Regions from separate parts of the Mus musculus genome. Here regions 1, 2 and 3 are each linked to region 4. The links are chromatin loops, found by intact Hi-C in ENCODE. Cell type or tissue: left cerebral cortex. All regions are shown on one strand. Region 1 overlaps Inpp5d (inositol polyphosphate-5-phosphatase D). Region 2 has its middle 16 kb from the start of Gm46099. Region 3 overlaps Inpp5d (inositol polyphosphate-5-phosphatase D). Region 4 has its middle 13 kb from the start of Inpp5d.

Region 1 (8,000 bases), 51 kb after region 4:
CATTTTTCTCTCTCATCTTCCCACTGAGCGTTTTGACGTATAATACACTGATCATTCTCTCTCATATTGCACTGCTGTTTTTCTGAATTATTGGAGAGGAAGGGTCTGACAGTACCCTATTATCACTATCTCATTCATAGCCATATTCAGCCATCAAAATTAGGACATTAATGCTGGCCTACCGTCCACTCCCATAGCTCCACTCAAATGCCTCCAGCAGTCTTAGCAGCAATATAAAACATCCTATTTGTGTAACTATGTGAACTATAATTTATACACATAAAATAACTTTCCTCCTGGACCAATGTTTAGTCGCCAAACCTGGGGGTGCTGTTGTGTTGTGCCTTCCTTCATGATATTGACTTTTTTTTTTGTTTTTGAGAACTTGGTAGTAATTTTGTAGGCTGCTTCTTGGTTTGAGTTCTTCAGGGCTTTCCTCGTGGTTGGGTCCAGTTCTGCATTTCCATTTCCAGCAGGACTTCTCAGTGGTGGTGCTAAACTTACTACTCCTGCTCAAGGTGACATGCCGGCTGCTCTGCGCAGTTGTTAGAGTACGCTCTGAGTGTGAAGCTAAGATAACATCTGAAGGGGTTTCTCTTTGCAAAATTAGATATTTGTTATTTGGGGTCTTAATATTCCCTCCCTCTCTCCCTCCGTCCCTCCGTCCCTCTCTCCCTCTGCTTAGGATTGAAACCAGAGTCTCACACTATTCTGTTCTTGGCCACTGATCTATCTTCACACCCTCAGGAATTCAGGGTCGTCCCAGGCATCATAGTAAGTCCAAGGCCAGCTTAGACCACACGAGTCCCTGTCAAAAAGAAAATAAATGACTGCAGTCAAGGATAGCAGCACAGCTTGAAATCCCAGCACTCAGAAGCACAGGCAAGAGGATCAGGGGTTTGAGTCCAGCTTCGGCTGCATAATAAAACCCTGTCTCAAAATAAACAAATAAAAGACTGATGACTAGGCTGATAGCTATAAACAACTTGAATGTCAACTGCCTAGCATACCCAAGGCTCTGAATTCAACCCCTAACAAAGCAAATAAAATAAAACTAGAAAATTATACACACACACCTGTTTTGTGGAAATAATCCGAGACTATCTAAATGTGTCATCTCTCAAACTCTCACCCACCTGGTCTTAGCATCCCCTGGTGAAGTGCGTCTGCATCAGTAGTTACCATGATAGCTGCCAAATGCTGACTGCCTCTTCTATCATTGGTCCCACAGTTATTAATTGACATTTCGCTGTAGGGAAAGCTTCCCTTCTGATTTATTTATGTAAGGATAAAGTTGTGAATTCTCATTTTACCCAGTGGATTGTAACTATCTTCATTATTCATTTCAATGTTCAGAGTGTACTGGCTGCTCCTCCTGCTACACTTGGTGGTTCCTGGCTCTTTTTGACAAATTGTCTTCCCGTTCAAAGCATGGCTTTTCTCCCTAGAACCTACTAGTGCAGTGGCCCTTTAATATAGTTCTTCATGCTGTGGTGACCCCCAATCATAAAACTAATTTCATTGCTACTTCATTAACTATAATTTTGCTACTGTTATACATCAGAAGGTAAATATTTTTGAAGATAGAGGTTTGCCAAAGGGGTCACAACCAATAGTTTGAGAACCTCTACTCTAGAAATATATATCTCAGGTTCTGCTGTGCCTTCCCAGCCCCAGATTGTAGGCTCTTAGCTGAATTTAAGAACCTCTGGGTCTTTGTAATGGGGAAAGCACCCAAGATGTGAACAGTGCTCATTGCTGTTAGTCTCTGCCCTCTCAGCAGACAGAACCAAGAAGGTGGGGGAGGAAGTGTGTGTGTGTGTGTGTGTGTGTGTGTGTGTGTGTGTGTGTGTATACAATTCATACTGCTACTTCCCATTCAAATCCCAAACAACAGAATTGCTCTGCAGCTCCCTCCCTAGCCTGGCTTGCATGCTTCTCCTTGTTCCTTAGCAGGTGTGAAACCAGTGCCCTGCTCAGTTGTCCCTTTGGCCTCACCATCTCCTGTGGCTTCTCAGGATCTGGATATTTCCTTACCTCAGTGTCCGCTGTGCCTTCAGCCCAACTGTCTCTGTATCCGTCTGTGTCCCTACCATCGCCATGACCCCAGCTCGGAAGTTGGCTCTAGCTACTTCAAAGGCGACGAAACAATGAAACTGTGCTAATAACCAGAGGAAAGGGAGCTGGGCATGGTGGGTCATGCCTATAATCCCAGTACTTGGGAGGCTGAGGCAGGAGGATCTCAAGTTCCACTCTAGCCTGAGCTATATGGTTCCAGAGCAAAATCCTTTCTCAGAGGAAGAAGGAAGGGGGTGAGCTGTCTTCTTTGGGGATATCCTTTAGAGAAACCACTCTCAGCCCTAGAACTAAAGACAGGTTTCTGAGTCTAAAGCAGTCCCCCAAACTATTCTCAGCCCAAGCTGCCCCTTTCCCCAGGCTTCTGGGTCTCTCTAGCTGGCCACGCCTCCTCAGTCTATTAGTGTTCTAGCTGTACCAGATCCCTGTCCCTGCCCCTTTCCCCTTTCTTCCACCCTACCTCCCTCATTCAAGTACAGACTCTTACCCTGTACTGCTGCCAAAGTGATGTCATCCTGACCAGCAGTGGTTTGCACCTGTAATCGCCACACTCAGATGATGAGTTTGAGTCAAGTCTGGGCTATAATGTAAGAACTTGAATCAATCAATAAATAAAAGTTAAAATATCAATCCTACATGAATGCACACCCCAGCTCTTGAGTGCTCCCAAAAGCTTTCAAAATTATTGTTAAAAATAATAGTAAGTTCTACAAAATCCCAGAGGCCCCAGAAATCATGCGCTCTCCCCTTCACCCACATGAAGTCTTTTTGGCCAAGGCAGAGGAGGTGAGTAGACATTGAGAAGAAGGCAGACGGAAGGTAGAGGAAACTTCCTGATGACTGCAGAGATAGGAGAGGGCAGAGGGGCCTGTGGAGAGAGACTCAGGAGAAGCTGGGTCCTAGACACACTGATAACTGCATAGGGAGATGGCAGACCATGCTATCTAAAACACAAAGGCCTGGTCAGGCCAGCTGAACTCCTGAGCTGCCCTGCTGCCACCCCCCTTCCACAGTCCCCCTTCCCCTTCCCCTGCCCCCTGCCCAGCACAGCTCTCAGATCTTCTGTGTAAGTTGTATCTGTGGAACACCCCCAAGCTTGGACTGAGTCTAGCCCCTGCCTGTCCCTCAATCACCGTCTTTTCAACTGGCAGACTCAGGGTCCTCACTAAGAAGCAGAAATAATAAACACGATCACTGGCACCCCTCTGCCCGCAGACAAATGTGTTTTCACCCTGCTTTCACCCTGCTGCCTAAGCCTTGTCTTCTGACTTTCTCCTTGGACCTGAAGAGGGTGCTTTGATTTGGTGTGAATCTGCATGGAGCTCTTTGGTTTGGGTTCCCCACTTCCCACTTCCCACCATCTATAAAATCTCCATGGTAACTGAATGGGCCGGCCTCAGAATGGCTAAGTAGCTAAAGATCGCCTTGAATCCCTGATCCTCGGTCTCTGCCTCCCAAGGGCTGGCATCTTGGGCCTGCAGTCCTGCTCTGGGAAGTCTTTTCAACCTAAAAGGAAGGCTACCCCAACCTTCAGGAGTGGCCACCCGGAGCACCACACTTCTGCTCAGCGGCTGGCAGACTTCCTCCCCTGTGCCCAGTCTATTTCAGTTCTGCATTTAGAGATGTCAGACAGTGCTGACATTAAAACTATCCCCTGGGATGTTTCAGCTTGTCTAGGGCTCTGACCGCCCAGGCCTGCTCTTTCCTGCTCCCCACCCCCACCCTGCCCCCAGGGTATTTTCAGTCATCCCCAGGACTGCATCTGAAAAAGCAGCCAGCAGTCTGACCACCAGCTGACCTTCAGATGACCTTAGTCTTAAAGGTACCAGTGCCCTCCCTCCTCTTCCTCAAACCTGGACCCCCCCAGCCTGAAGGCCAACCAACCCTCCATACCCAAAAACCTTTGTGCATGGCTTTGTACCTTCTGGGATATTGCTCCCTGGTAGATGCAGATGCCAAGAGATAGAACAAGATTTTCCCTATAAGATCTAGCTGGGCAGTCCACTCCCCTCCACCTCCCTGCACCTTTTATAGTAGCGTGGTCTGTTTTATGGAGCAGATGTATCTCAGAACAGTGGGCTGTGGTTATGTACCGTACCAGTTTCCCCTGTCAACAGACCTGGGCTATAAGACAGGGTTTTTCAAGGCTCTTGTGAAGGGGGGGGGTTGGTAAAGTAGGAACCACAGTTATATCCCAAGGCAGAGTGAGCTGTGCATTCAAAGCTTGACTCCTTGGGTTGTTGTCTATAAAGGCCTTATAAAAAACATTGCTTCTAGTTACTCTGTGTAGACATATTAACTAATCAGAGACAAGGACTATATTTCATTTCGTGAACAGAACTAATCCTTACTTTATTGTCTTGTGTGTGACTTTTGATTCTGAACATAATAAATTCATGTCCAGTCTGTTGATTAAGCAAATCCCATGGAGAGGTCTATCAGCCTCAAGCCTGGGATATCCCAGTTACAAGCATTATTTTAAAGTAGGAAGAGCCTGAGGCTGAGGGTGGAGCACAGTGAAAGGGCTCGGGCCACACCATGCACCACACCCGCTCATCTTCAGGTTCTCTCTCTCTTGGATCAAACTGCCTGCCACATGCTATAGTTAATCTGTTAAGGAGAGAAGGAATTCATGCCTGCCAAGTGGAAGAGGAGAGTCACCGGGGAGCAGGGGCCTCACGGTCCATGGGTATTGTGGGGTATCATTCCTAAGGGGCACAGTGAGGGTACATCAGTAAACAGCTCAGAAGGCTGTTAGAGGCCCACAGCTAACTCGAGACCTTTGGGGTTCCTTCTCTATTTCAAAATGACTTGGTGTATCTTTTAAGGAAGGCCTTAGCTGCAGAATGAGGAACAAAAGCTGGCGGCCTAGACGCTAAGAATCCAGAGCCACGCCCCTCTGCTGGCAGGGAACTATGAACTAGGCCTTGATCTGAGCCTCATGTTCCATGTGACACACAGGTGCTTCTCTGCCATCATGATTGTCCTCTGGTTCATTCACTCCTTTGAGTTTAGCCAGTGAGAGCCCCAGCCAGGTGGTAAGACAGCGAGAGGAAGATAGTGAAGAAGCGGGGGTGGGTCCTCTGGCACTGGCTCCCTCCTGCTGGGAGTTCTCAGTGGGCTCCAGCACTATCCTTCTGCTGGGAGGTTCCAGGGGGGTAGGGGTAAACTGCTTCCCTCCGCTGTTAGCTCTAGAACTCTTCCTCTCTACCTACCAAACTCTCCCCAAATGCCAGTTTTATATGGCCATCTGCTTCCTGCTAGGACTATGACTAATGCCTATGACACCTTTCTTGACCACATTTTACATTTTAAAATAGTCGAAAAAGCACCACCTTTGGGATTGTTGGGAGAAAAGGGGGTACACCAAGCCCCACCTCTCACTGTTTCTACCTCCAAGCCCAAGCACACAGAAGGTATCTAACCTAGTTTTATTTCCTGTTGCTGTAATAACAAAAAGCAACTAAGGGGGTGGCGGGAGGAAAGGTTTGTTTTTGTTTTCACTCATAATTCCACATTACGGCCCTTTGTAACGGGGAGGTGAAAGTGGTAGCCAGGCAGAGGTGGCGGGTGCTGTTGGTCCCAGTGCTTGAGAGAGACAGAGGCAGGTAAATCTCTGAGTTCAAGGTTAGCATGGTCTACAAAGTGAGTTCAAGGACAGCCAGGGCTACACAGAGAAACCCTATCGTAAAAAAACCAAAACAAAACAAAAAGGCAATACTCCTCTCCTATTCCCTGCCCCCCCACACACACACACGCCATAGGCCAACCTGATCTAGACAATTCCTCACTGAGACTCTCTTCCCAGATAATTCTAGACTGTGTCAAGTTCACAATTAAAACTACAAATTCTTGCCTGTCATTCTGATTCCAGTGTGGTAACCCCACAGAATCAGGGGTTGCCAGGCTCCTCAGAATTACAGGAAGTACGGTAGACCGAGATGTAGTATGTAGACCCCGCTCCTGTGGGGAGGGGGGCCTCTTAGGCAGGTGAATATGTGCAACATCTCATGTGGAAGGGGACCTCTAGGCTCATTACTAAAGGACATTATTGTTCCTCCTGGCCCACAGTCAGTACACTGCCACCTAGAAGATCTTCCCACGTGTTGGTTTAGGCTTAGTGGGGTTTATTGGCTACACAGAGCCGGCCATTCACTATCCACTCTGCCTGGACATAGGGCCTTTTAAGCCCATCTTATGAAGACAGCATTTTATACTGTGCCTCCAAGAGACCCCTTTCTCTGGCCTGTTGGGACCCATATCTCCACCATCTCCTCTGCCTCTGTCTGCTGCCTGTGAAGACAGGCTGCTTCCTGCTGGCCCACATGGCATAACAATTGAAATTTATCTCATGGGAATTTGCTTCCCTTAGGAGGGCCCTTGTATCCTTTCTGGGTACTAGAAGTACAAAGCACTCAGAGCTGTCCCTGAGCCCCAGCTCCTGGGTAGTGAATCTATATTATAGTGTGGCCATAAGGCCTTTGCAAGGACATTTCTCTGTCAAATGGACCCAGCACCCACCTGGCATCTCTGCCTCCTGTCTCATCCCCATCTGTCTCATCAGTTGGCCTTGTATATGTGCATATTCATTGCATACATAAATAAATAAGTGGATCTTGTTGCTCTGACTGAGTACCACAAACAGGGTCACTTTTAAAGATTAAAGTCCAGGCATGTAGCTTGAAGGTAAAGCAAATGCCTAGCATGAGCAAGGTCCTAGCCAGACACCCGTGAATAGAGGCATACAGCTTATTTGGCTCACAGTTCTGGATGTAGGATCCTAGGAGCAATGTGCTGACTTCTATCTAGGGAGGACCTTCTTGCTGTATCATAACATGGCATGGGGTATCATATGGCCAGACAGCAAGGGTGAGCTGAGATTGCTTTTCCTCTGCAACAAGAGCCACTGACACCATCACGTAAACACACACACACACACACACACACACACACACACACCTATTACAAAGGCTTTACCTCCAAACACCATGTACATATGAATACAGGGATTGCCTTTCTAATAAGTGGGAAGACAGTCCAAACTATCCCACACTTGGGGAGTTGTGCCTATGGGAGGCAGAGGAAAGCCTCCCTTCTTAGCAGCGCCGCTCCAAGCTGGCTCATGCTCATGCATCCACCTGGAGGAGCCTGCTTCCCCATCCTTGACATTTGACCTCAACCCTACACTCCCCATCTTCCCGGAAGCCTGACCCACCTAGGTGGTCAGCCATCCTGGCCTGCCAGGCCCTGCTCCCTGGCCTCCATGACAATGCAAGCATGAGCAGGGGCCAGGGAGGCATGGCTGACTAACAGCTCTCAGCAGTCACAACTGCCTCCAGCTCCTGCCTGCTCCTTTTGGGGATCCCTTTAGCTTCTCCTTCCTCTGCTTGCTTAATACACAGCCTATTCACCCACCATTGTTTACCCCATCCCCACTCTGCCTGCCACGGCCACCTTGAACATGTCTACAATTCAATAGTGCAGCATAGAGCCTCGTCTCTGGGTTTGGTTCTGGCTTTTTTTTTTTCCTGCTGTATAAGATAATGTGCATCTCAGCCTGCACGCCCCCTAAGCCCCAATCGCACCAGTGTTCACACATGCAGTCCTTAGGCACTCTCCACTCCCTGATGAGACTCCTTCCCCAGATTCACTCAGGAGTCAGCCCATCTCAAATTTCTTTGATATTTTCATTCTCTTTCCGAATGCCCAGTGGCATTCGAATCGATTCGAATCATCGATTCTCTCTAACCAGCCCTGACAAGACCACACACACTTTACCTGAAGTGAGTTCACAGGTCTTACATCTTATCAAATTATTCTTGTTATTCCATTCTTGTTTGCATTTGAACCACTCACTGGAGAATATTTTGGAAATCTTGGCAGGGGCTGCCACTCAGGTGGTTTAACAGTGCTCACAAGAGATT
Region 2 (8,000 bases), 73 kb before region 4:
ATTAAAAAGAATGAATTTATGAAATTCCTAGCCAAATGGATGGACCTGGAGGGCATCATCCTGAGTGAGGTTACACATTCACAAAGGAACTCACACAATATGTACTCACTGATAAGTGGATATTAGCCCAAAACCTAGGATACCCAAGATATAAGATACAATTTGCTAAACACATGAAACTCAAGAAGAATGAAGACTGAAGTGTGGACACTATGCCCCTCCTTAGAATTGGGAACAAAACACCCATGGAAGGAGTTACAGAGACAAAGTTTGGAGCTGAGATGAAAGGATGGACCATGTAGAGACTGCCATATCCAGGGATCCACCCCATAATCAGCATCCAAACGCTGACACTATTGCATACACTAGCAAGATTTTATCGAAAGGACCCAGATGTAGCTGTCTCTTGTGAGACTATGCCGGGGCCTAGCAAACACAGAAGTGGATGCTCACAGCCAGCTAATGGATGGATCACAGGGCTCCCAATGGAGGAGCTAGAGAAAGTAGCCAAGGAGGTAAAGGGATCTGCAACCCTATAGGTGGAACAACATTGTGAACTAACCAGTACCCCGGAGCTCTTGTCTCTAGCTGCATATGTATCAAAAGATGGCCTAGTCAGCCATCACTGCAAAGAGAGGCCCATTGGACACGCAAACTTTATATACCCCAGTACAGGGTAACGCCAGGGCCAAAAAGGGGGAGTGGGTGGGTAGGGGAGTGGGGGTGGGTGGGTATGGGGGACTTTTGGTATAGCATTGGAAATGTAAATGAGCTAAATACCTAATAAAAAATGGAAAAAAAAGATGTAGGATTGAATTCCCCATATCCCTGAAACCCACGAGGGCAATCGGGCCAGGACTGGAGAGAAGACTCCAGTTTTGGTTCTGCATTTGCTCCAAGGTACATGAGGTTTCCTTCATGTGTCTGTGTGGTCGTTAGCATTGATTGCCGTCTTGACAGAACCTACAATCACCTGGTAGACAACCCTCTGGTCATGTCCGTGAGGCATTATCTAGATTTGGTTACTTGGACTAGGAAGAGCCTCCCCTGTGGGCAGAACCATTCCTTAGGCTGAAGTCTTGGACTAAACAAACAAACCAACCTAGAAAGTGAGTTGAGCCCACACACTATGTCTACAACATGACTGCAGACACAGTATGAGCTGTCTCAAGCTCCTGCCGCCATGCTTTTCCCATGGACCGTATCCCCTCTACTGCGGCCGAAGGAAACAGCTCCTTAAGCTGCTTTTGTCTGGTACTTGGACACAGCAATAGGGAACGCCACTTTGCTCACATTGAGATCTTGTGTTTTCTATGACTGTTTGGAGGCTTTGCACTTGGAGCAGGATGCCTTGTTGAGCCCAGCACCTTTCTCACTGTTAAAGGGACAGATTTGTTACTGTGGCTTCTTAGCCCATCTCCGGGAGCCCTTAGCTGTCCTGAATCTCAATCTGTAGATCAGGCTGGCCTCAGACTCACAGAGATCCACCTGCCTTTGCCTCCTGAATGCTGGGATTAAAGGCAAGTGACACCACTGACCAGCCTGCTTTTGGCCTCTGAGTCGCTATGCAGTCTGGGACGACCTTGAGCTCTTGCTCCCTCTCCTGCCTCTGGAGTGCTGGGGTTACAGGGTTGCTCTAGCCCGCCCACTTTATGCAGTATTTACCATGGAGCTTCCGCCCAGCCTGTGTAAGTATTACTACATGGCAAAGGGGATGAGTGAGGCCATGGACTGTGCCTTCCAGGACTTTCCATTAGAGTTGTTGCAGTTCTCAGCCCCTGTCTGTTCCCCTACCACACCTGGCTGCAGGTACAGATGGCCAGAGAGACTCATTCACCTCTAGGGTCACACTTGAGAGAGGTACGTGACCTTTTAAAGCCCACATCTCTAAGGCCTTGTGGGGAAGGGCAAGCATGTCTCTTCAACATCAGGAAGAGGGGGGAAAAAGATTAGAAATTCTGCAAAGAAGACGCAGCTGTCAAAAGTATATGAAATTAGCATCTCAAGCTGTGGAATGTAAGTCACAGACTGTGTAAAAATAGACGTTCATAGGTGAAACCACCCTCCCTTCAGTCTCCACAGCTGAGGGTCTGGAATCTTCTGATGCTTTGCTGGAGGGTCACAGAAAGGGGCAGCCTGTGTGGGGAGCTCAGCTGCTTCCCATGTGGACACGGAGAAGGCTGGTTTGTATGTCCCTTGCTAAATAAATGGTCACTGTCACGTCAGTTGGCAGTAGAAATGTGAGCTATAAGGCATAGGCTAGCAAGTCCTTTGTGCTGGATATTTATGTCAACTTGATATAAGCTAAAGTCATCTAGAGGAGAGAACCTCAATTAAGAAACTGCCTCCATAAGATCTGGCTGTAGGCGAGACTGTAGGGCATTTTCTTAGTGATTTATGGGGAAGGGCCCAAGCTATTGTGGGTGGTGCCAACCCTGGGATGGTGGTTATGGGCTCCATGGGAAAGCAGACATTACGGAATCCATGACCTGGGCAGCTTCTCTGAAAAATTGCACCATTTGTTTTTCTTTTTTAAGTTTTGTTTTTTGTTTTCCAAATAAGCTTTAGAATGTGGCATGTAGCTTAGTGCCCTGAGCACCCACCAGTTCTAGTCCAGAATGACTAATAATCAAATAAACAACAATTTAAAAAGCTTTCAATATGAACCTAATTAAAAAAAAAAAACCTCAAACTTTTTACTATGGAGATGTTTCAATCACACTCAAGTAGACAGAGAACTATGAGGAACGTCTCAAACATGTACCCCAGGCCCCAACAGCCCTCCCTGCTCAAGGCCTGTGTTTTATCTCCGCTCCTCCCACTGCTCCCTCAGCCTGCATTATTTTGGAGCAAATGTTGGACATCATTTTGTCCCATCTGAAATATTCCAGGGTGTCTCTCCAAAAGATGCAAAGACTTACACATGGCTGGGAAAAAAAAATAACTGCCATATCATGAGAGAGTCCGAGGAAATAAACAACCATTTCTTAGCATCTTGAAATATTTGACCCGTGTCCAAAATTGCTTGTCTTTTAAAACTTGATACCCCACTCCTACTCCCTACAGTCTTCCTAGTCACCCACCTCTGGTCCACAGTGTACTGACTGGAAAAGGAATCTTTTTAAAAAAGTGGCTACATTGCTACAGTTAGTTACTACTACTTCTTAAGTCTCTGGGCTTGTTTACACTTTTGTTGTGTTTTATTTTAAGAAACTTTGTTACTGTAAGGCTCTCTTGTAGCAACAACTGGAGCAAGCACTGATGAACAAGCTGCCCCCAGAGTAACTGTTTGTGCCATTTGTGTGTTTCCATGGAAACAGTTTCCAATATGGAACCTGGTCCTTGTCCAGCTTCAGAACTTCAGACTCACAGTACCACACTGGAGTCTTTAGTGGTGCTAGAGAATTCATGGCAGTGGTTGTGTTTGAGATGGATCAGTAGATGTTAGTCACGGAACTTGACTCCACCTAGTCAAGTTACATAAGCAGTAAACCATGGCTGGGAGCTGGCAGGAACGAGGAGGAGAGGAGCCTTTGGTGGTGTAGCTGCCTGAATCTTGCATGGGGCACTCCGGCAATGTAGTTTTGTGAGTTGTTTGCCCATGCTGGGATAGGATTTTCTGTGATGTTCCTACCTGATGCTCTTGTGTTCTTGCAAATAACTCCTGACCCATGCTCCTGTAAGTAACCCCAGGAGACCCATTGGATCACCGCACTGGACCTGGCAGAATCATTGCTTTGATCTACCTTTGACCTCTGTTTCTACGGTTAATAGAAATACACTCGCTGGGAAAAGTCACACAACACCGATTCTAATAATGATGTGTTACAGTTAGCTCAGCAAATGAAGCACCATTCCAGTGTCTCTCTGTAAGGAGCAGTGTTCTGCCCTGACTGTGCTTCCTTCTGATCACCTCGCCCAGCATCACTGTAACTCAGTACATGGAATCGTGCTCCGTAATTGTCTGAGCTGCAGACAATTCTAGAACCTTGTGGGTAGGTACTGATCATAAAGCGATGCATGCCTCTTATCAGCAACCCTACCCCCAAGTTTTCAGAGACTAAAGGCCTGTGGTTCTTGCAGCCATTCTGAAGACCCTAGCCAACTAGTCCTCTAACCTGCAGCCAGCAGTCCCTGCTGTCCCTACCTCAATCTGTAGCTTTTTACTTCATGCATTTAGTATTCTTCATCCTTTAGTATTCTCTCGTGCGAGATCCAGACCCTAACAGATAACAATAGATACACCAAGGGTTGCCTGGTTCTCCCTGACTTTTTTGTTTCTTTCAAGATTTATTTCAATGCCTGTGTATTGGTGTGAATATATATATGTGGGTGTGTGTGTGTATTATATATATATAAGTATATTATATACATATAAGTTATAAATATATATCATACGTGTGTGGTTGGTTACCTGATGATGCAAGAACATCTCTTAACGACCAAGCCATCTCTTTAGCCCCTATCCTTGGGTCTTGTAGACCCAGGTCCTACTGATGACATGGGGATGGCCCATTAATCCTCTCCCCTGTTCCTTTACCTAACCAGCATAGAGGTAGATACCTGACCCAAAGGTGGACAACCAATTTCTCTCCCTTCGAAGGTCAAGGTGAAAGGTTAACTTGGCAAGGGCTGCCATTTAGGTTATGGGCAAATGGAGAAGAATTCCCAGTTGTACAAAGAGAATGAGGAGAACAGAGCAGTTCACAAGAGAAGCAAGAGGGAAGGGCCCCAGAGAAACTGACTGGGTGTTTCTGGTTCCTGATGCTGCTCCAGTTCCTGTGAAGATAGGCTTCGTTTCTTAGACTTAGATTCTTTGGGATTTTTCTATAATTAATTGTTGAGTGAGTCTGAATAGGTTTCTGATTTGTGGCAGGGAATGAACAAAGATGTCTATCAGAGCTATATCGATTCAACATTATTGCTGTTGAGGATTTACTTGACTGTGCTATATGTCAGGAGAAACAAGAGCTTCAAAGAGTCCCGAAAAACAAGAGAAAGGAGACAGAGGGTAAGATTCAGAGCATAGAAAACCCAAAGTGACTGTACCGGCTGGCTCTGTGTCAACTTGACACAAGCTAGAGTCATTAAGAGAAAGAGCCTCTGTTGAGGAAATCCCTCCATGAGATCCAGCTGTAGGGCAAATTCTCAACTATCGATCAATTGATCAATTGATCAGTCGGTAGGTAGGGGAGGACCCAGACCATTGTGAGTGGAGCCATCCCTGGGCTGGTGGCTCTGGGTTCTATAGGAAAGCAGACTGAGCAAGCCAGGGGAAGCAAGCCAGTAAGTAGCACCACTCCATGGCCTCTGCATCAGCTCCTGCCTCCAGGTTCCTGCCCCATCTTCCTTTGGTGATGACAGCCATGTGGAAATATAGGCTAAACAGACCCTCTCCTCTCCAACTTGCTTTTAGGTCATGGTGTTTTGTCACAGCAATAGCAACCCTAACTAAGACAGTGACATAAAAAAAAATAGAATAAGCAAATTTGTCACTATCATGGAATACCAGGTGAACGTGTAAGAGTTCACCACTTCTCCCCAACTGACAAGATAACTATCTTTGTGCACTACCAATGTGTTTTGTTCATCAATAAATACTTTAAAAGCAGACATAGAAAAAACTAGTGTGTAAAATAAGATTTTTTTAAAAGCAAGAAATTTAATTAAAATATGTATAAATCCAGGCTGGGGAGATGGCTCCGGGATAAAACACCTTCCAGGAAAGCTCCAGGACCTGAGTTGAGGTCCCTAGAGTCCATGTAAAGCTAGACACAGTTGTGCACATCTGTGATCCCAGTGTTTCCATGGAGAGGTGGGAGGCAGAGACAGGAGAATCCTTGCAAGCTTGCTGTAAGCCATCACTGTAAGCCAGTGAGCAGGCCAACTAGCACAGCTTACATAGAAAAAGAGACTCTGCTCTAACACGGTAGAAAGTGAGGACACCCCAGGTGATCTTCTGATCACCACAGGAACACCGTAGTACACACACCTATAGTCACACACATGAACACACATAAACTCCAGAACACACATGCATATATGAATAACACATACGAGAATTAAAAATCTGTATAAAACGCATCCTAGACCTACACATCATCACTGGCTTAGTTTTTAAAGCATCTGAACAGAGGGGATGCAGCCAACTAAATAAGTTGGGATTTATTCATGGACTGAACAATTGAAGCAGCCAAGGATCCCCAGATTCATCTGTAAGGGTAAAGCAATTTCAACCGCATATTTTTGAGAGTAGCAATTGACATCCTGATTCTAAAATTTATATGGGAACACAAAACTTAAAATAGTCAGGCCTGTCTTTAAAAAGAATGATGTAGGAGGGCTCACACTACTAGATTTTAAGCACAAAGCTACAGAATTGAAGACAGTGTGGTTCTGGCACAAGGTAGTCAACAAGACCAATGAGAAGTCTAGAGATAAACCCACCCATATGCACATAGTGTGGAGCTTTTTTAAAAAAAAATCAACAAATTGGCCACAGTGGCTCATGCTTGCAACCCCAGCATTGAGGAGACTGAAGCAGGAATGTCATGAATTCAAGGTCAAGCTAGACTATGTAGTGAATTCAAGGCCAGCATGGTTACATAGTGAGACCAATGTTTCAAAAAAAAAAAAAAAGTGAAAGAAAGAAAAAAAGAAAAGAAAAGAAAGGAAGATAAATAAATAAATAAATAAACAAATAAATAAATAAATAAAAGACAAGGCACAGATATTACTCACTGACAGGAGCTGAAGGCCGTTCATATAAATGGCGCTAAGGCAGCTGGGTGGCCATATGGACTGAGAGACAGAGAGGCAGAACTTGAGGTATGAATGTCTATGGAAGTTAGGTATTTGATGAGTAGCAAACACAACAGTGAGCCTTAAGAGAACACCATTGATAAGTTAATGTCAGCAAAATTAAAAATCTATGCTCACTAGAATGCAGGAAATTATGATACATGGGTAGAAATATTTGCAGTGTACATCTTGGGACAGGAACGTTCTGATTTATTTTGGATTTTTTGAGCCAGGTCTTGCTCTGTAGCCCAGACTGTCTTGGACCTCGCCATGTAGGCTTAAGTGGCCCTGAATCCACCCTGATCCTCTTGTCTCTGTGTCCTGAGTCCTGGAATTACAGACACGAGCACCATGCTTGGCTTGGCCATGGTTTTTGGGTTTGTTTTTGTTGTTGTTGTTGTTGTTGTTGTTTTGGGTTGTTTTTTTTTGACATATAAAGAACTACAAATGTAAAAATAAATACACAAGCAATGGGCAAATGACCTGAATGGCCACCACCCAATAGAAAGTCAGTGGAGAACCAGGAAATGCATGGAAATGACACTCAACCTCATAGTCAGCACAGAGATACAAATTAGAGCGGTGCCGAGAAACCGAGATGCTTTAGAGTGAAAGCCAGTGCGTAGAGGGAGAGAATCGGATTTGGCATGGAACAACTCCTTTCCCAACGGCCTTTGCAAAAGGTCGTTGCAATGTGGTTTTAGCCAATGAGATGCAAGTAGTGTCAGCTGGTCAGCCTCCAAGGAATCCACTTAGACAGAGAGTTAACATCAACCACTCATCCCTCCCGTTTTCCCTCCTGAACTGTAGCTGTGATGTCATGGAGCTCTGGCAGTCATCTTAAAAGATGACAGAGTGGGATGCTAGAAAGAACCTCGGTCCCTGAAGGCACGAAGGAACTTCTGACATGATCTTCAGGCTGCTTTTACATAGGAACCACATAGGTACCCACTGTGAAAAAGGAACTGTGATTAAGAAAACCTGCCCATGAGATCTGACTGCAGGCAAGCCTGCAGGGCATTAGTCAGTGATCAATGAGGGAGGACACAGCCTGTTGTGAATGGTGCCCGTCCCTGGGCTGGTGGTCCTGAGTTCTGTAAGAAATCAGGGTGAGCAAGCCGGTAAACAGCATCCCTCCATGGCCTCTGATCAGCTCCTGCTTCCAGGTTCCTGCCCTGCTTGAGTTCCTGTCCTGACTT
Region 3 (8,000 bases), 76 kb after region 4:
CGGCCTATTTTGGTCTCCCACAAAGATTTCACAGGGAAAATGTATTTGTGTTCTATTTATACAACTAAAAATATGCATCAGCCCGGGGAAACTGGCTCTTTGCTGCCTTTGAAGTGAAGGATGGGTTAATTTCTAAGAAAGTAAAAGCAAATGTAGTGCAGGCACCACGGATGCTGCCAGACACCAGCGTTTAAGTGGCTTGAATGGAAGAGCACACCCCAAGTATTTGAAGTAGGTGAGGAGAGAGACCAGGTCTCCAGAGTTGGGCCTGCAGTGGCCAGGGTAAGTCCAAGGGGCAGTATGACGCAGAACAGAGTGGCAACCTCTACCAGTAGTAGAATTCAGGTCTCATTCCTAACCTCCCATAAAGCAGAGAATATTGCACTCTCTTTCTCTCTCTCTCTCTCTCTCTCTCTCTCTCTCTCTCTCTCTCTCTCTCTCTAACTCACAGAGATCCTCCTGCCTCTGCTTCCTCATTGCTGGAAATAAAAGCATGTGCCACCACATGCAGCTCTCCTTGTTTGGAGAGAGAAAGGCAGACAGACAGACAGACAGACAGACAGACAGAGTATAATGTGTGCAGATGTCCACAGAACTCCGAAGAGGGTGTTGGACCCCCAGAAACCGGAGTTCTAGGCAGTTGTAAGCTGTCCAGTGGGTGTTGCGAACTGAACTCAAGTCCTCTGGAAAACTGGAAAGTACTCTTAACCACTAAGCTATCTGTTAGTCCCCCAAGAATGTCTTATCTTGATAGGCCTTCAGATCTCACAGTCCAGGGGGCTGACCTGCTACAAGGGGTAGAGGAAAGAAAACTGGCTCCAGGCCTGAGTTCAGAGTGACATCTCCAGAGTTCTTCCTTCCCTTGCCGTGTAGTAATTTCCTACCCTACACGAGGAGAAAAGGAACAGATATGTCCAGTATGCCTGGCATCTTGAAAGGGCACTGACTCTTGCCGCTGTAGAGCCCCTTTCCTTGGGGAGTGCAGAGAAGTGCTGCTAGAGAGGTTCAAAAGAAACACAACAGTCAAAATAGTTGCTGGCCAAGGGAGGGCATGTGCCCTGTATCGGGCCTGCAAAGCCCTTTCAACAGTGTAGCCAAGGCCATGTTTGACAGTACAAGCCTGTAAGCCCATGCATAAGCAAGGGCTGGGATAAAGGGCTACTGTTCAAGTTAGTTATATACACATCAAGTTTGTTCATCTTACATCCTTAGGTAAGGGTGGGTAGCTTGTTAGCTCCACCTCTCCAGCAGGAAAGCATGTCCACGGTAAGGTAGATACTGTAGAGTTTAGCTTTGTTTTGACCTTTCTTTCTTCGTTGCTTGGGATTGTACTTGGGACCTTCACTCATGCAGCCCATGTTTCAGCCTTGCATAAATCTATAAATATATGGTTGGAGTCAGGTCCAGCATATGTGGGTACCAGTCCCAGTCTGGTATAGCAATTTATTAGCTATTTGTCTTTAGACAAGTAACTATAGGGTTCTGAGCTGTAATGGCCACCAAACAGGTCCTTTAAGTATCTTTATTGGCCAAACACCAGGGTTAAAACACTGAACACAGTATGGTGGTTTCAACTGTCATGGAGTCCACATTCTAGCAGGGGAATTTTACACACAACTCACAAATGATACAGACCACAGCAGGGTGATTTGACAGAGACAACGAAGGGCTTGCCTGAGCTGCAGTAGTCCGGGAGCAGCTCTTGATGGGATCTGAGATCTAGATGGCAGAGCGCCCTTCCTAGATGAAATCCAAGCCTCTGGTTACTCCTCAGCAAGAGTAGCTGGAGGAAGACCAGAAGTGAGGAGGAAAAGGCTCAGAGTGGAGCATCTAAGCCTGCAGCACCTCCAGAGACAGGCTTTGGAGCTTGCCTGTGGTTCAGCCTACTGTGGGAAGAGACCAGTGAGGGTTTTAAGCTGTGGGGATGGGTATATTTTGGAAGGCGAACAAGAACACCAGCAGCTCAGGCAATGTAGGAGGGCGGGAAGGTGATGGATGATCGAGGACGGCCCCAGAGATTTTAAGGACTGTGTAGGTGGGGTGAGAAGCACTGTGGGTGAGGTGGAGTTAGAGGGAAGAAGTGAAGATCTATTTTTTTGGCCATGAGGAATTTGGGGTGCACACACACACATACATACACACCCCATCATGTCCTTGTCTACAGACGGGGTGATAATGGTACTGGAAGGTAGAAGGTGGAAAGAGGACCAGCAAGGAAGGTATCCAGTGCCCACCCCACAGCTCACCCTCAGACAGACCTTGTTCTCATTTTCATTACCCAGGTGCCCGGAGAGGCCAGTCCCATCACCATGGTTGCCAAACTCAGCCAATTGACAAGTCTGCTGTCTTCCATTGAAGATAAGGTACTCACAGGTGTCCTGTAGCACCTCCTGATTTCTCTGCAGTCCCCTATTTGCACTGAGTGTCCAAGTCCCAGGTTCTGCATTCCTATGACTCGCTGACATTCCTGCTGTCCACAGGTCAAGTCCTTGCTGCACGAGGGCTCAGAATCTACCAACAGGCGTTCCCTTATCCCTCCGGTCACCTTTGAGGTGAGTGATTCTGGAGCAGTATTTGGCCGTCGGTTCCTGTGAAGAGAGTGCTTTTGATTTAGGCTGTGAGGAGCGAGGAACTCAATGGCAGAGAATAGTAGTCAGGCCAGCCACCTCGCTGGGGCAGTGGGTAAACACTAAAATCGCTGCCTAAATGCACCAGTGAAGTACCCCTCATGGGAGGCTGCAACGAAAGAGCTCCCCATTGGTCCAAGATGGTATGAACCTCCTTAAAATAGGAAGGAGAAGTGACATCAAACTGAGGGCCACACGTTGCCTATAAAATGGTGTCTGGTACAGGAACAGTGGGAGAAAACAATTATTTTTGTTTTGGGGGTTTGGTTTTTTTGTTTTGTTTTGTTTTGTTTTTTTGTTTTTTTTTTTTGAGACAGGGTTTCTCTGTGTAGCCCTGGCTGTCCTGGAACTCACTTTGTAGACCAGGCTGGCCTCAGACTCAGAAATCCACCTGTCTCTGTCTCCCAAGTGCTGGGATTAAAGGCGTGCGCCACCACCACCCAGCTTTTTAGTTTTTTGTTTCTTGTTTTTTGGGGGAGAAAACAATTCTTATGATTTCCTTAAAAATGACTGGCTTAAGTGGAGACCTAGAAAGGTGGTTCTTTCTCTTTCTTTTTCTTTCTTTCTTCCTTTCTTTCTTTCTTCCTTCCTTCCTTCCTTTTTTTTTTTTTTTTTTTGTTTTTCGAGACAGGGTTTCTCTGTATAGCTCTGGCTGTCCTGGAACTCACTTTGTAGACCAGGCTGGCCTCGAACTCAGAAATCCGCCTGCCTCTGCCTCCCAAGTGCTGGGATTAAAGGCGTGCGCCACCACGCCCAGCTCCTTCTTTCTTTTTTTAAAGGTTTATTTATTATTATACATAAGTACACTGTAGTTGACTTCAGATGAACCAGAAGAGGGCGCCAGATCTCATTACAGATGGTTGTGAGCCACCATGTGGTTGCTGGGATTTGAACTCAGGACCTCTGGAAGAGCAGTCAGTGGCTCTTACCCACTGAGCCATCTCGCCAGCCCAGGTGTATTTTTCTTAATGGACCCCCATGATTCTTGTACTTCCAGCTCAACTTGGTCCTGCCTTTATGAGACACCCCACTGCCCACCCCAAAGCCCTCTTCATCCCTGAGAGGAGTCTCACAAAAAACAGATTTCCATTTCTTCTTACCACCTTGGTTTTTTAAATTTCACATTTATCTATCATCTGTCTGTCTGTCTGTCTGTCTGTCTGTGTGTCTGTCTGTCTATCGTGTGTGTGCTGAGTGAGTGAGTGAGTGAGAGAGAGAGAGAGAATATGAAGGAAAAGGACAGCTTGCAAGAGTGGATCTCTCCTACCGTGTGGGTCCCAAGAGATTGACTCCAGATTGCCATGCTTGGTGGCAGATTCCTTTTCCCACAAAACCATCTTGCCTGACTTCTCTACTGCTCCTGGCTTTAGGGGGGCTTTTTTGTTTGTTTTTATTTTTGTTTTCATGAGATAGGACCCCCAAATAGCCTCCTTGAGTCTACCTAAACCTTCCACCACACCCAGCTTAGCTTTTCATTTTCTAAACATGTCTGCGTAGGAATCGTCTTCCTAATTATTACCAGTCGATGTTCAATTAGCGGTTGTAACAAGGCCCCAGAGTGTGAATCTATTGCTAAGATTCTTTCCGGAAGTAGATGACACATCAGATTAATAAGTGTTGTCAAACTCATCAGTGAATGAACCATTTCCCAACAGTTCATCTGTTTCCTCCACCAAATCTGTTGGTGGAGCAGCTGGGTTACACATGGGCGAGCTGGGCTCAGCCGCGGTGCCAGCCATTTTTCCAGCATGCTATGGAATATAGGGGTGTTATCAGGCCAGGGTGGGAAAAGCCTGGGAATAGCGAGCCAGATAGCCTCACCCGGGACATTGACCATCCCAGCCATGTAGATAAATCAGAGTTGACATCACCAAAGCCAGCCACTGACTGCATGTCTTATGCTCTGAAGGTGAAGTCAGAGTCCCTGGGCATTCCTCAGAAAATGCATCTCAAAGTGGACGTTGAGTCTGGGAAACTGATCGTTAAGAAGTCCAAGGATGGTTCTGAGGACAAGTTCTACAGCCACAAAAAAAGTAAGCCACCCACCCCAACCCTGCAACACACACCCCATGTTCTGGTTCCTGTGTGAGAGCTCTTATGAATGACCAGTGACTAGATGTCAACAGCGACTGTCTTAGTTACTTTTCTATTGCTATGACAAAACACCATGACCAAGACCACTTACAAAATAAAGTGTTTGATGTGGGACTCACAGCTCCAGGGGGTTAGAGCCCATGACCATCACAATGGGGAGCATGGTACCAGGCAGGGGAGTGTGGCGTTGGATCAGTAGCTGAGAAACTACGTCTTGGTTCACAAGCATAAAGCAGAGAGGGCAAACTAGAAATGCCGTCAGCTTCTGAAATCACAAAGCCCCGCCCCCAGTGCCACATCTCCCCCAACAAGGCCACACCTCCCAATCCTTCCTAAACAGTTCCAGCAGTTGGAAACCAAACATTCAAATATATGTGTCTATGGGAGCCATTCTCATTCAAACCACCTCAGTGATTGTCAGCAAAAGCCAGTCCCACCCCCTTTGCAGGGTAGTCCCTGTCCATGGGTGCTCCCCAAGCCGCTCCCTGCCTATGGAAGTCTTTTCCTGATACAAGGGCACTCCTTAGGGGCCTCCCCTGCATACTTAGCCGCCAGCCCTGAAAATGAGATTATAAATTTGTCACAACTGCCCCATAGCAGTCCTGTGTACACACGGTGATTTCATGTGTCTGTGTGACTGTCCTCTTCCCTGCAAGCATGCAGTTACCTCACTGTGCCGGGACAGGCCCTGTACTCACGGTATTGTTGGCAGAGCTGCTGGGTTACCACCCATAGCAAATCACTAACCCTGTGGAGCTGAAGTATATGAAGCCTGCGTCTAAATGGTCCAAACTCTCACTGCCGCTCTGTCACTTGGCAGCTGGGGGACCTTGACCCGTCTCTCTGAACCTCAGTTTCCAGTTCTCAGGGATGAGAAAGATTGAGTGAACAACATGAGGGACAGCCCAACACCCAGCTTCCTTTCCACCAGCTCTCCTCATGGACACCGTTGAGCCACTGCAGCTCTTCTGTCTGTTGTACTGTCCAGTATTTGTACACACAGCAGGAAAGTTCCCCATGACAGCTGGCGGAGAAGCTGCTGTGGGCAGAGCAGCATCCAGAGAAGCAAGCCACCCATATGGTCCCTGCCCACATGCAATTTGTATTCTGGTGCATTGAGGGTGAATAATTCTCAGCTAAATCTACCAATACAGTGGCTTCAGCTACTCGGAAGCTTTGAAGAAATCAGGACAGCATGATAGGTAAAGATCCTTTGGGAAGAGAGAATGGACAGAGGAGGCTAGCCCTTTTAAGCAATGAGCTTGTGAGCTGAGATCTCAAAAAAGCTACTGGTTGGACAGGTGCCTGAGGGAAGAGTCTCCCAGCGAGTGCATAAGGTGGAGTGACAGGATCTTAAAGAACAGAAATAGATGTGGGGACAGTGTAGAATGGAATAGGAGGGCAATGGGAATGTTGAATGACCTAACCTCCTGAAGAGGACTTTGGAAAAACTCCCAAGCAAGAAGTTTTAGGCTAGACCTTGGCGCTGTTGAATTATGGATGCAGGTGGTTCTGAGGGTAGCCCTGGGTGAATGCTCATCTCCATATGGGGTTGGACAAGCCCACCTTCAAATTCAGGTTCTACCTCCTGCCAGCTGTGTAACCTAGCCTCTCTGCGCCTCCAGTCTCCATCTGTAAAATGGGGATGAAGACAACAGATGTCAGGTGGAGATTGCATGCTTATGAGAGCAACTTGCACATCTCCTCACTCCTCTAAGTTGAGTGAGAGAATGCCCAGGCAGGGGCTAGAAAGGGGACCTGTTGATCCTACACCTCAGCACTGGGGAAGAAAAGGGCTCTTTTTTTCCCTCTTGCATTTTGAGTTCGTGGCAGAAGCCAGGACAGATTACCAAAAGAAAGGAGAATGGATTGATCACATGTAAGTCTCGTGACGTGGAAGCCCTTACAGGGAAAGCAGGACCAGGAGGATGGCTAAGCAGAGTGCTGTAGCCAGATTTCCAAAAGGTGGGAAGCTAGAAAGTGATAGCAGAGAGGGGCTGGGGGCTAAGTTTAGGGCAATGGGAAGAGCTTGGCCAGGCCCGTAAGCTCAGACTCCTCTCAGTCTTGTTTGTCCTTGGCAATAAATGCCTTCCCTTCGGGTACAGAGAGCATACTTGTCACATGAGGGTTTTATCTCCAGCTTAGAGGAAGACCAGAAAATCCTTTCTCCCTCCTCATCCTTCTTGTCAGGGTGCTATATTTTGGGGTACTGGGTCCTCAGCTCCATCAGTAAATAGCACAGGAGGTATTAGAAGTCAAGAACTGAGTTTCCCAGCTCAGTCACTGTGACTTGGTTTGGTGCCCATTCTGGTCCTTGGTTGCATGTTGCTACAAGGCTTAAAAGAATGAATATCAAAATGTGTGATGCCTGGCGTGGAGAGAGTGTTTGGTGCAATTGGCCACTGGCGGAGGAGTGTCATTGGTACAATTATCCTTCCATGTTTCTGTGAGGACAGAATGGAATGGGGGTGGAAGGTAAAGAGAGGAAGTAGGAAAGACAGCCTCTGGACTCTGGAGTAGCAAGCTGTAGGGAAATTACAGAGCTGAGCTTACATCATCAGGACAGGGCTCTCTCTGCCTTACTGTGTCTAGTTGGGGAGTGATTGATGGTTTGAGCGGGAAGGCTATGCCAGAAGCCGTTGGCTTAGAATAGTGCATACTGCTTGTACAGGGCAAATAAGTCCAGAGATTCATTGCAGCAGGGCCACTGGTGACAGCTACTTAGAGCAAACTGAACTCCCGAGAAGCTCTGAGAGCTAGGGTTTGGTGCTAGCTGGGTGCTCTGGCTACTGGGATGGCTGTGTGATGCACTGCCCGTGCTACATAGATTTACCCATTCCACTGCGTGCCCATGCTTCAGAGCCTCCTGTGTGCCATGGTGTTTATGTACAGCTTTCTCTGTCAAATTAAAATAAATTAATAATAAAGGAACAATGTTGAGAGGGGAGAGAGAGAGAGAGAGGATGTGGATAGATATTTTGGGGTTTTTTTTCTGTTGGTTGTTTTGTTTCAAGACAGAGGCTCATGTTTCCTATGCTAGGGTTGAATTCGCTCTGCAGCTAAGGTGAGTCTTGACGCCCATTGATCCTGGGTAACTGCATTCCTTACATAATCTAGATCTCATTGGTTTTAGGAAAGCAGGAAATACAAATGAGCACATGTTAAATAAAATCATATGTTGTACTGTACTCTCCCAGACAGCCTTGTACTGTACTCTCCCAGATGCTTTTAAAAGTAACAATGCTAGGCCACATGTGGTGGTACAGCCTTTTAATCCTA
Region 4 (8,000 bases):
GCAAGGTGCTGCTTCTCCCAAATGCCATATATATATATATATTTATACTGCAATAGGTTCCAAATGTTTGGAGATTTAAAAGAACCAGGAAAAACAAAACTCAACTGACCACAGGGTCAGTTTTCTTCAGGGTCTTTAACCTAATAACTTCTCCCCTTCCTCCCAAACTACAGCACATATTAAAACTGAACTAGAATCCTGCTCTGCTTTCTCTTCATGCTTGACACACAGAACATGTCCTCCCAGAAGCTCGTCTGCAGAAAGTAATAAGCCAACAGACACAGCCAGGGTCACTTGACTGCTGCCCTCTTTTCTGCTAGACGCTGCGGCCACCCCTCCTTGTCCCTATAAATAACACTGGAGGAAACATCTTTGGGGACACATTTTGGTCTTTATTGGGGATTGTTTCTATAAATCACCAACTCCTTCGTAAGGTGTTATTGAGTCAAGATAAACCTCCAAAAGCTCTTGAAACACATTCACAACTCCTGATTTAGAACTACATTGTCATGTAATTGTCGGCTTCCTAAACCTTCAAATGCCCAAGTTTCTAGACATATTGCTTCCATCATTCATTCGTTGTTGAAGTCATAAATCACAGTCTCTATTATCTTCCTGGTGGGGGATAATCTAGGTAAAATATCCAAAGTGAACAAGCATAGAAAATCCCAGACTCATAGAGTCCTAAATGCTCTGGTATTAATAACCCAGCCTGACTTTATTCATCTGGCCAGGGTTTCTGGGTGGTGTGGGTGGGGCAGTCAGAGCCTAGGCCCAAGCTCTGGGTCAGATGCCCTGGTAGTTGTTGCCACCTGTCCCGTGTTCCTCCCTGACAAGAAGCACTTGCCTTTCTTCTAGATCTTTTGGGGACGTTCTGAATGTGGTTTTAACCGGACTCTCATATACTGTCATCTCAGGCCTTCTTTTCCTTGAATCGAGTCACATACATATTGCAGACTTAACATGTTTTGCACTGTACTGGAGGAAGAGTCTACTGAGAACTGCCTCATGCCCGCTTTCAGGCCCTTGGAGGTCCAGGATCTGATCCTCCTAACAACCTGCAGCCAGTGGCCACTGTCATGACCCCACTTTACCAAGGAAGAGACGAAGACAGAGGAGAATGAAGCCTCTTGCTCATGACTGCAAAGGCTGACGAGAGGCTAGGTCAGGTTCCCGAGTCTGCCTTTTTCTAGCCTGGCCACAGAGGAACGGGACAAGGGCCTGAGGAGGATTAGCCCTTTGTTAAGTATCATGGGACATAACAAGAAGGCCCCAAGAAGTCCCAGCATGCTCTAAGAGGTGCAAAGTTTGTTCCCCGGTGTGTTTCTGGAAGCAGGCTCTCAAAGACTAGGTGCCAAGTCCAGGAGTGAGGAGGCATGCAGGGTTCCGATTTGGTCCTGGAATGGAGAGAGAGCTTGGGAGTGGGAGAGCAGAAGGGCAAGGCCAGGAAACGGGAGGGAGGCAAGGAGGAGCTTGGTGTGATGAGCAGGAAGCTGTCCTTTTATCCCAGGACAGAGCCAAGCAGACAAGGGTCCAATCAGAAAGACAAGACACTCCTAGCAGACATGGGAAGAGATAGCAGTGAGGGAGATGGCCCAGGAAAGAGCCTCTCCAAATAGCCCTGGGGCAGTGATACAAGGACAGATGGAGGCAGGACCTGAAGTAAGTGAATCCTAAGACATTATAAAGCTCATTGGATGTGGGTGGCAGGAAGAGGTGGGAATGGGGGGTGTCACCCTCCGACTTGGAAGAAGCCAGCTTGGTGGCAAAAATCTGGATAGGTGGTGTCCGGGGAAGAACAGGTTTTGGAGTGTAGATGGGAGAATTCACATGAGTGGGGTGTAAGTGCCTCCAGGATTATCCACAAAGGCAGGCATTGGGGAGATGTGTGGGTGGGAGCTTAGAATGAGGTCTGGCTAGGAACTTGGATTTGCAGGCTCTAGTCAGAGAAGGTATCCCCAGAGAGTGTAGACTAGACAACAGAAAATGCAGAAGGGGGGAGCACTCTCAAGCACCCAAGAGTATGGAGAAGACCTTGGTCACAAAGGAAAGCAGCGCTGAGGGAGCCTAGAGGATTTATCGAATGAAGAAGCTTTCAGGGTCTCTGGCTAGGCTGTGACAGAGTGGGTTGAGAGCTACAAGGTGGCCTGGTAGGCGGAGAAGTTTTTGGTCAGACCATAGGAGAGGGTAAGGCAGGTACAGGTAGGAAGTGATTACATTGTAACAGTCGCCAAGTGAGGACAATTAGACCCAAAGTGTCAGCTAAGCTAAGAGATGGGTTGATGGCTAGGCAAGAAGGTATGCTGTTGACCCCAGGGAGAAGCCCAGGGCCTGCCCTGCAGGTTTTTATTGAGCTGGTCTGGCTGGAAGCCTTTCATATTTATAGCCGAAGCTGAGAACCTGTGGCAGGGAGGGATTTTAAGGATAGGAACCATCACGCTTGCTCTCACAAGATGAAGGGGATGAGTGGGTGGGGAGGAGAGGAGAAAAGCCAGGACCATGAGAGATTTGAGAGCCAGTCCCAACTTGGTAGTAAGGTGACCTTGGAGGAGCAGAGTGTGTGAGAATAAAGGCAGATGCAGAGGAGGGTGGTCTGGGAGATCTGCTCTTCTTTGTGGGCAGTGAGGTGAAGAATTTTAAAGTCTGATGAATCTGGAAGTGAGCTGGGTAGAGCAGCATGAATACAGGAGATAGGGAACGGAGGAGGTTGGTGCTCAGCGGAGGCCTAGAAGTCCCTGGCTACCACATTGTTTGGACACATAACATGGGTTATTCTAGGGCTGGGGCTGCCTGTTTTTTTGTGTTTCTCTGGAGTTCAGGGAGTCTGGCTGGAATATTTCAGACAGAGATGGCAGAAAGGGGCTCTGAGGATGTCCAGGATCTGAAACACAAATGGGGTTGTGGACATTAAGAGTGAGGGAGACTGGGTGTGTAGAAGTGAAGACTGGGAGAAGGTGGGGGTGGAGCAGAGGCTGGGGACTGGCCAGAGGAGTGGAGCAGGATTTGGAGGCCATAATTTTGCTTGCCTGTGTTCTACAATTATAGCTACCATCAATAGAACTGGCTAAAGATTCAAGACTCAGGCATAGAGTAAAGGGGACTCCTGTCTGGTCCCTGTAAGGGAAGGAAATACCAAAGAGGGACAGTAGTGGTTTCCTAAGTCATTGAAGTCACAGGATATAATAGTCTGAGCTATGGGGAGCTTTGGGAGTTTGCAGACAGGAGAGGATTCTGGGAGAATGAAACCTTTGAGTAAAGGAATCGCAGAGTCTAGCAGTAAAGTTCTGATTATCTAATTCAAGGCTTACAGCACACAGTCCCATTCTGAGATCCTCAGATATGAGCTAGGAGCTCTGGTGTGCTGCTAATTTGCAGGTTGGTTAATCTCTCTGGTTCTCACTTTCTCAGGCGTGAAGTTGGAGGTTATGTCTGCCTTGAGGAGTATCTGTGTGGCCCGGACGAGGTAACTCATACATAAATGTTAGTGCAGTGCTTGCACCTAGAGGCAATCTATCGCTACAGTCCAGGTATTGTTAAGGGGTGAATTGTGGTGACTCCCAAAGTGACTGTCTCTGGAGATGGTGCTTTTAAGTAGCAACTAAAGTCGAACGAAGTCAGAAAGGTGGTAGGTTCAAAGGAAAGTATGGAAGGTAGCCGCCTGCCAGTCAGGAAGACAGCCCTCAGCAGAAGCAGCAATGTCAGAACCTTGATTGTGGATGCCCACCCTTTAAATGACAAGAAATAAATACCTGTTGTTGCGTTGTTGGAGTCACCGTCCATGATATTCTGTTGTGGGGCGTGATCTAAGACAAGTGCCCACAACGTGACAGTGTGGTGGTTAAGTGGGAAGAGGAGCCTGTAGCGGGGCAAGCGCTCTAGAGGCGTGGCTTATTGTAGAGGCTCAGGAGGTGGGGCAAAGAAGATGGACAGCATTCAGCAGGTGTCAGAAAAGGCTTATGGCCCAGGGTGAGGCAGCAGCCGGTCCCACAAAAGTGGAAAGCCATTTCAGAAACATTTTTTTTTAAACCAGGGTGTAACCCCGGAAACTCAAAGTCGGCTGAGGGTAGGGCGGGTGGCATAGGAGGAAGACGGGGCTGGGGAGAAGATTCTGGAACCCACAGTGAGGGTTTTTGGCAGATCAGTGAAGATAGCTGCTGGCTGAGGAAGCATAGAGGAAGAGGTAAAAAGTCTGAAGCAGGGAGCAGCTGACACGTAATCACCACAGAAAGCGGGTAGCTGTTGGCAGAAAAGGCGTTTAGGAAGCGCGGCCGCGGGCCCTGCCAAGGGAGGCTGTCGTGATTCACGCTTGGGAAGTGCTGGAGACCAGAACACAGGTTGGAGGAGGTCCAGGCATGGCACAGTGCAGTAAGTAGCCTGGCAACTGTGGTGGGCTGACCCTCTGGTCTGGGGCTTGACTCAGGGAATGGAGTCCCAGGGTGGAAAAAAAAAGATGAATTAGGAATCTGCCACCAGACTGAGCGTCTTCAGAGCGTTCTTCTGGGATGGTTATTTCAAATTGGTTTGTTGTTGTTGTTTTATTGGTTGGTTGGTTGGTTTTGTGTGTGGTTTTTTGGTTCTTGAGGTTTTTGTTTTTTTGTTTTTTTTGTCTTTTGTCTCTTTCATTTACTACTGTATCATTACTATTATGCCCTGTCCCTAAGAGTCCTGGCGACACTGGCTCAAGTTCTTACTCAATTCTTCCTACCCACTTGATCCCACCCATATCTTGTCACTGCCTGGTTTTCTGTCACAGCCAGGTTTCCCGTTTTCAACTATGCCATGAAGCACGGATCAAGACATCATGAGTTCTTTGTCCTCTTGGGAAATGGAGTCTGTTCCTGTTGCTGGCTTTATTTGAAAAGGGACGAGCTGGTCTTGATTGACACCTGAATGTTGTTCAGGCTTGGGGAGGCCAGAGGTCAAGGCGCCCCCTGGCGGTGGAAACTGCAAGGCTCAGGCCCTAACCTAGGGTTGTAGAAGCTGCGGGTAAGCTGTGTACTTGTAAGATGCTATCCTCCTTCAAAGCAAGGTTGTTAACCAGAGGTGATTCTTAGTGATGCTGGCTACACCCTGTGCCAGCATTCTGTGGCACCATTGGGTGCCAGGAGTCTACCCAATCCTGTGCTGGCCAAGGCACTGCCCTCCGGGCACTGATCATCTGAGTCACACAGGATTTCTATCTTATCCTAAACAACCCCCCAGGCCAGCCATGCTTCACTGCCTCTCACCCTTCAGCAGAGATGTCTTCCCCACTTTCCTGAGATACAGTGTGATTCAGATGGGCCAAATGTTACAAGGCTGGCCTTCAGACTCTGGCCCTGGTCCTGTGTATGATTCCATGTCTGATCTGAACTGCTGCAATAGAGTTTTCAGAGATACGGAGGAGAGATAGGATGAACTGAGGCTACCATCGTTCCATCCTCAAGGCAAGCCTGTTCCCAGGAAGCCAGCCAAGTGCTCTAAGACCAGTTGCAACGAACTTTGCAAGCTTGAAGGAAACCTGTGTCTGCTGAAGCCTGATGCTAGGACTTGCAAAGACCACCTTAAGGATGTGGTCCAAAGCCTGGTGTAGGACTTGTAAAGACCACCCTGAGGATCTCGTCCAGAAGCAGAAATGCAAATGGAACTGAGAAGCGAGATGATAGTCCAACGGAGCAGTGCCCTAACTGAGGCAACTTAGAGGAGATGTGGCAGCTAGAAGGAGCAGAGAGAAGACTGGATGGAGAGAGAAATGAGCAAGGGGAGTGGATAGACAGGAAAGAGCGCAGGGGCCAGATGGGAAGAGAGCCTTCCCAGCTCACAACCACAGCTACCGTCCTCCTCATGAGTATCCTTGATCTTTGACTTGGAAGAAGTCGATGCAGTCCTATGATGCAAATGAAGTTCCATGGACCTAGAAGGTGTGGCCTGCTGCTGTGGCAGCTGTGTAATGTCTGCTGGTGCCCTGAGGGTTACATGGACAGAAAAATGCAAGATTGAATCAGGAACAGGAGAAAATGATGTCATCAAGACGCTGGCTCACCGTAGTACAGTCAAACCTTTTTAAAAGTAGGGGGAGCAGCACAAAATACTGGTTAAAAGCACAACGCGTTAAAAATGAACATGGCTGTTTATTATCATTACAAAATATTCTTGTCCCATACCACAATACCAGCACTTAGGAGGCTGGCTGAGGCAGAAGGATCTCATGTTTGAGTCCAGCCTGAGCTATATAGAAAGACTAAAGCCAAATAAATAAATATGTTGTTCTGTAACTGACTGTATTAGCCTGCTTTTATACAGCCTACTGTGCAGTGGGTTTTTGTCACCAGCCTCGCTCCAGACAAATGAATGGAACACCAGCTTATACTATCAGAACATCCATGACACCACCAGAAATAAGAACTTTTTAAGCACTATTATCATGTTAGGAGACACCCCCCCCCCCCCGACAGGGTGTCATTGGTGACAGTGCCACATACATACAGTCACATACCACATCAGGGTATTTCAGTCGTTGACAAACTGTGGGTAGTTCTGCATCAGCTACTTGTGGAGGAAACAGCATTTAGTGACTAGAGCAAATGTTGAATATGGGTGAAGCATCCCTGCTCTGGGACAGATTAGTGACTAGAGTAAATGTTGAATATGGGTGAAGCATCCCTGCTCTGGGACAGATGTGTGAAAGGACTTTCCATAGCTAAGAGACCACGTCAATGCAAGGTCTTCAGGTTTTTACAGACGAGACAGATGACTTGCTTAGGGGTGGTATGGCACGATACAAGTTGATTCCTCTAAGTTCTGGCTAGATGAGTGCCTCAGAGCCTTGCAGTATATTAATAAGTACACACTGCTAGAGTACAGTATATTAATAAGCACACACTGCCAGTGTCCTAAGGGAGTGTAAGGAGTCCCAAGTAACTTGGCAAGCCACAGAAGTACTGGCAAGCACCACACCTTTCAGGACAAGATGCTGGCGAAACCCTGACTCCATTCTAGTCTTGCAACCTCTATGATCACATCAAGAACCTTGCTCAGGCTTGAGTGATGTCACCGAGGAACGTGATGAATGCCATCTAGAAGCACTGAGAGCATCATCCACAACTTCAAAGGAGTTTATCAACACGAAAAGGTTTCAACACTCAGCGGGGTGGTGGACAGCTGTGGCAGGCAGAGGACAAGGTTGACTCTGAGGAGCTCTGCGGGTGTTTCTGAGCAGACAACCAGACCTCAGGCCCTGCCCAGAATGCTGGCATGACAACAGGATATGGGGGCTAATAACAGCAATACTGATGATCCTGGTCCTATAGAGTCCTAAGCTAATGTGTTCATTTGTGCCTGATTTTCTATTAAAAAACAAACAAACAAACAAACAAAAAGAAACAAAAAACCAACTTAAGCAAAAACCACAACTTCCAAAATAAAGATATAAAGAGAGTGGCTTTGTGTTGCCATACAATGTATTTGTTTTAAATTGTGTTACAAAATCAAAGAGGTTTTAAAATACATTTTAGACATGCTTTATAATGTTATAATAAAAAGCAAAAGCGTGCATTGTTGAGTGGAAGACAAGAAGAGGGAAGACCTCATTTTAAAATGGAGTCTCTCTGGCTGTGGTGCCTCAAGTCTTGAATCCCAGCATTCAGAAAGCTGAGGCTGGAGGATAGCCACAAGTAGCCAACCTGGGCTACTCAGTGCAATCTTATTTCACAAACAAACCAGTCTCCCTACCTCATTCCTAAGATGGTAACATTTACTGTACATATTAATTAAACAATAGCTGGGAGCAATGGCATACATCTGTAATCTCAGCCCTTGGGAGACTGGTGCAGGAGGATCATTGTGAGTTCAAGGCCAGCCTAGGCACATCGTAAGTTCCAGGCCAGCTACACACAGAGACTGTGTCTCAATTAAACAAACAAAAGAAAAGAAGACATGATGGTGCATCACCCAACTCACTATATTAGAACAGAAAATGTCACTTAGCTCCTGCTCATGGGCATCACTGCTCTACAGACATG

What was found. Hi-C counts contacts between places; a loop is a spot of excess contacts. Peaks named below come from ENCODE experiments on the same cell type or tissue, not always from the same donor. Only the 100,000 strongest peaks of a DNase experiment are listed, where the experiment ranks them.
Region 1: it touches region 4 in a loop (4-fold over the local background); 2 of 42 quality-filtered maps call a loop at or near these places.
Region 2: it touches region 4 in a loop (2.0-fold over the local background); 4 of 42 quality-filtered maps call a loop at or near these places.
Region 3: it touches region 4 in a loop (4-fold over the local background); 3 of 42 quality-filtered maps call a loop at or near these places.

What each region holds. Positions count from the first base shown.
Region 1 is chr1:87,654,519-87,662,518 of GRCm38, forward strand. All of the region lies in intron 2 of Inpp5d (inositol polyphosphate-5-phosphatase D), which reads left to right. Among named protein-coding and RNA genes, the nearest start is that of Inpp5d, 38 kb to the left of the region's middle. In left cerebral cortex, no CTCF peak of the experiment used is centred here; DNase peaks (open chromatin) are centred at 3,570, 4,989, 5,244 and 6,523; H3K27ac peaks cover 2,626 bases.
Region 2 is chr1:87,530,901-87,538,900 of GRCm38, forward strand. It overlaps a transcript of Ngef not described here. Among named protein-coding and RNA genes, the nearest start is that of Gm46099, 16 kb to the right of the region's middle. In left cerebral cortex, no CTCF peak of the experiment used is centred here; DNase peaks (open chromatin) are centred at 2,179, 3,403, 5,007, 6,264 and 1 more place; H3K27ac peaks cover 710 bases.
Region 3 is chr1:87,679,207-87,687,206 of GRCm38, forward strand. It overlaps Inpp5d (inositol polyphosphate-5-phosphatase D), which reads left to right. Exons shown (of 27, transcript NM_010566.3): 7 at 2,283-2,363; 8 at 2,481-2,552; 9 at 4,537-4,660. Among named protein-coding and RNA genes, the nearest start is that of Gm33470, 42 kb to the right of the region's middle. In left cerebral cortex, a CTCF peak has its summit at 3,471 (motif pointing right); DNase peaks (open chromatin) are centred at 51, 1,911, 5,795, 6,574 and 1 more place; H3K27ac peaks cover 5,737 bases.
Region 4 is chr1:87,603,680-87,611,679 of GRCm38, forward strand. No RefSeq gene overlaps it. Among named protein-coding and RNA genes, the nearest start is that of Inpp5d, 13 kb to the right of the region's middle. In left cerebral cortex, a CTCF peak has its summit at 4,938 (motif pointing left); DNase peaks (open chromatin) are centred at 318, 1,824, 2,529, 3,482 and 2 more places; H3K27ac peaks cover 4,931 bases.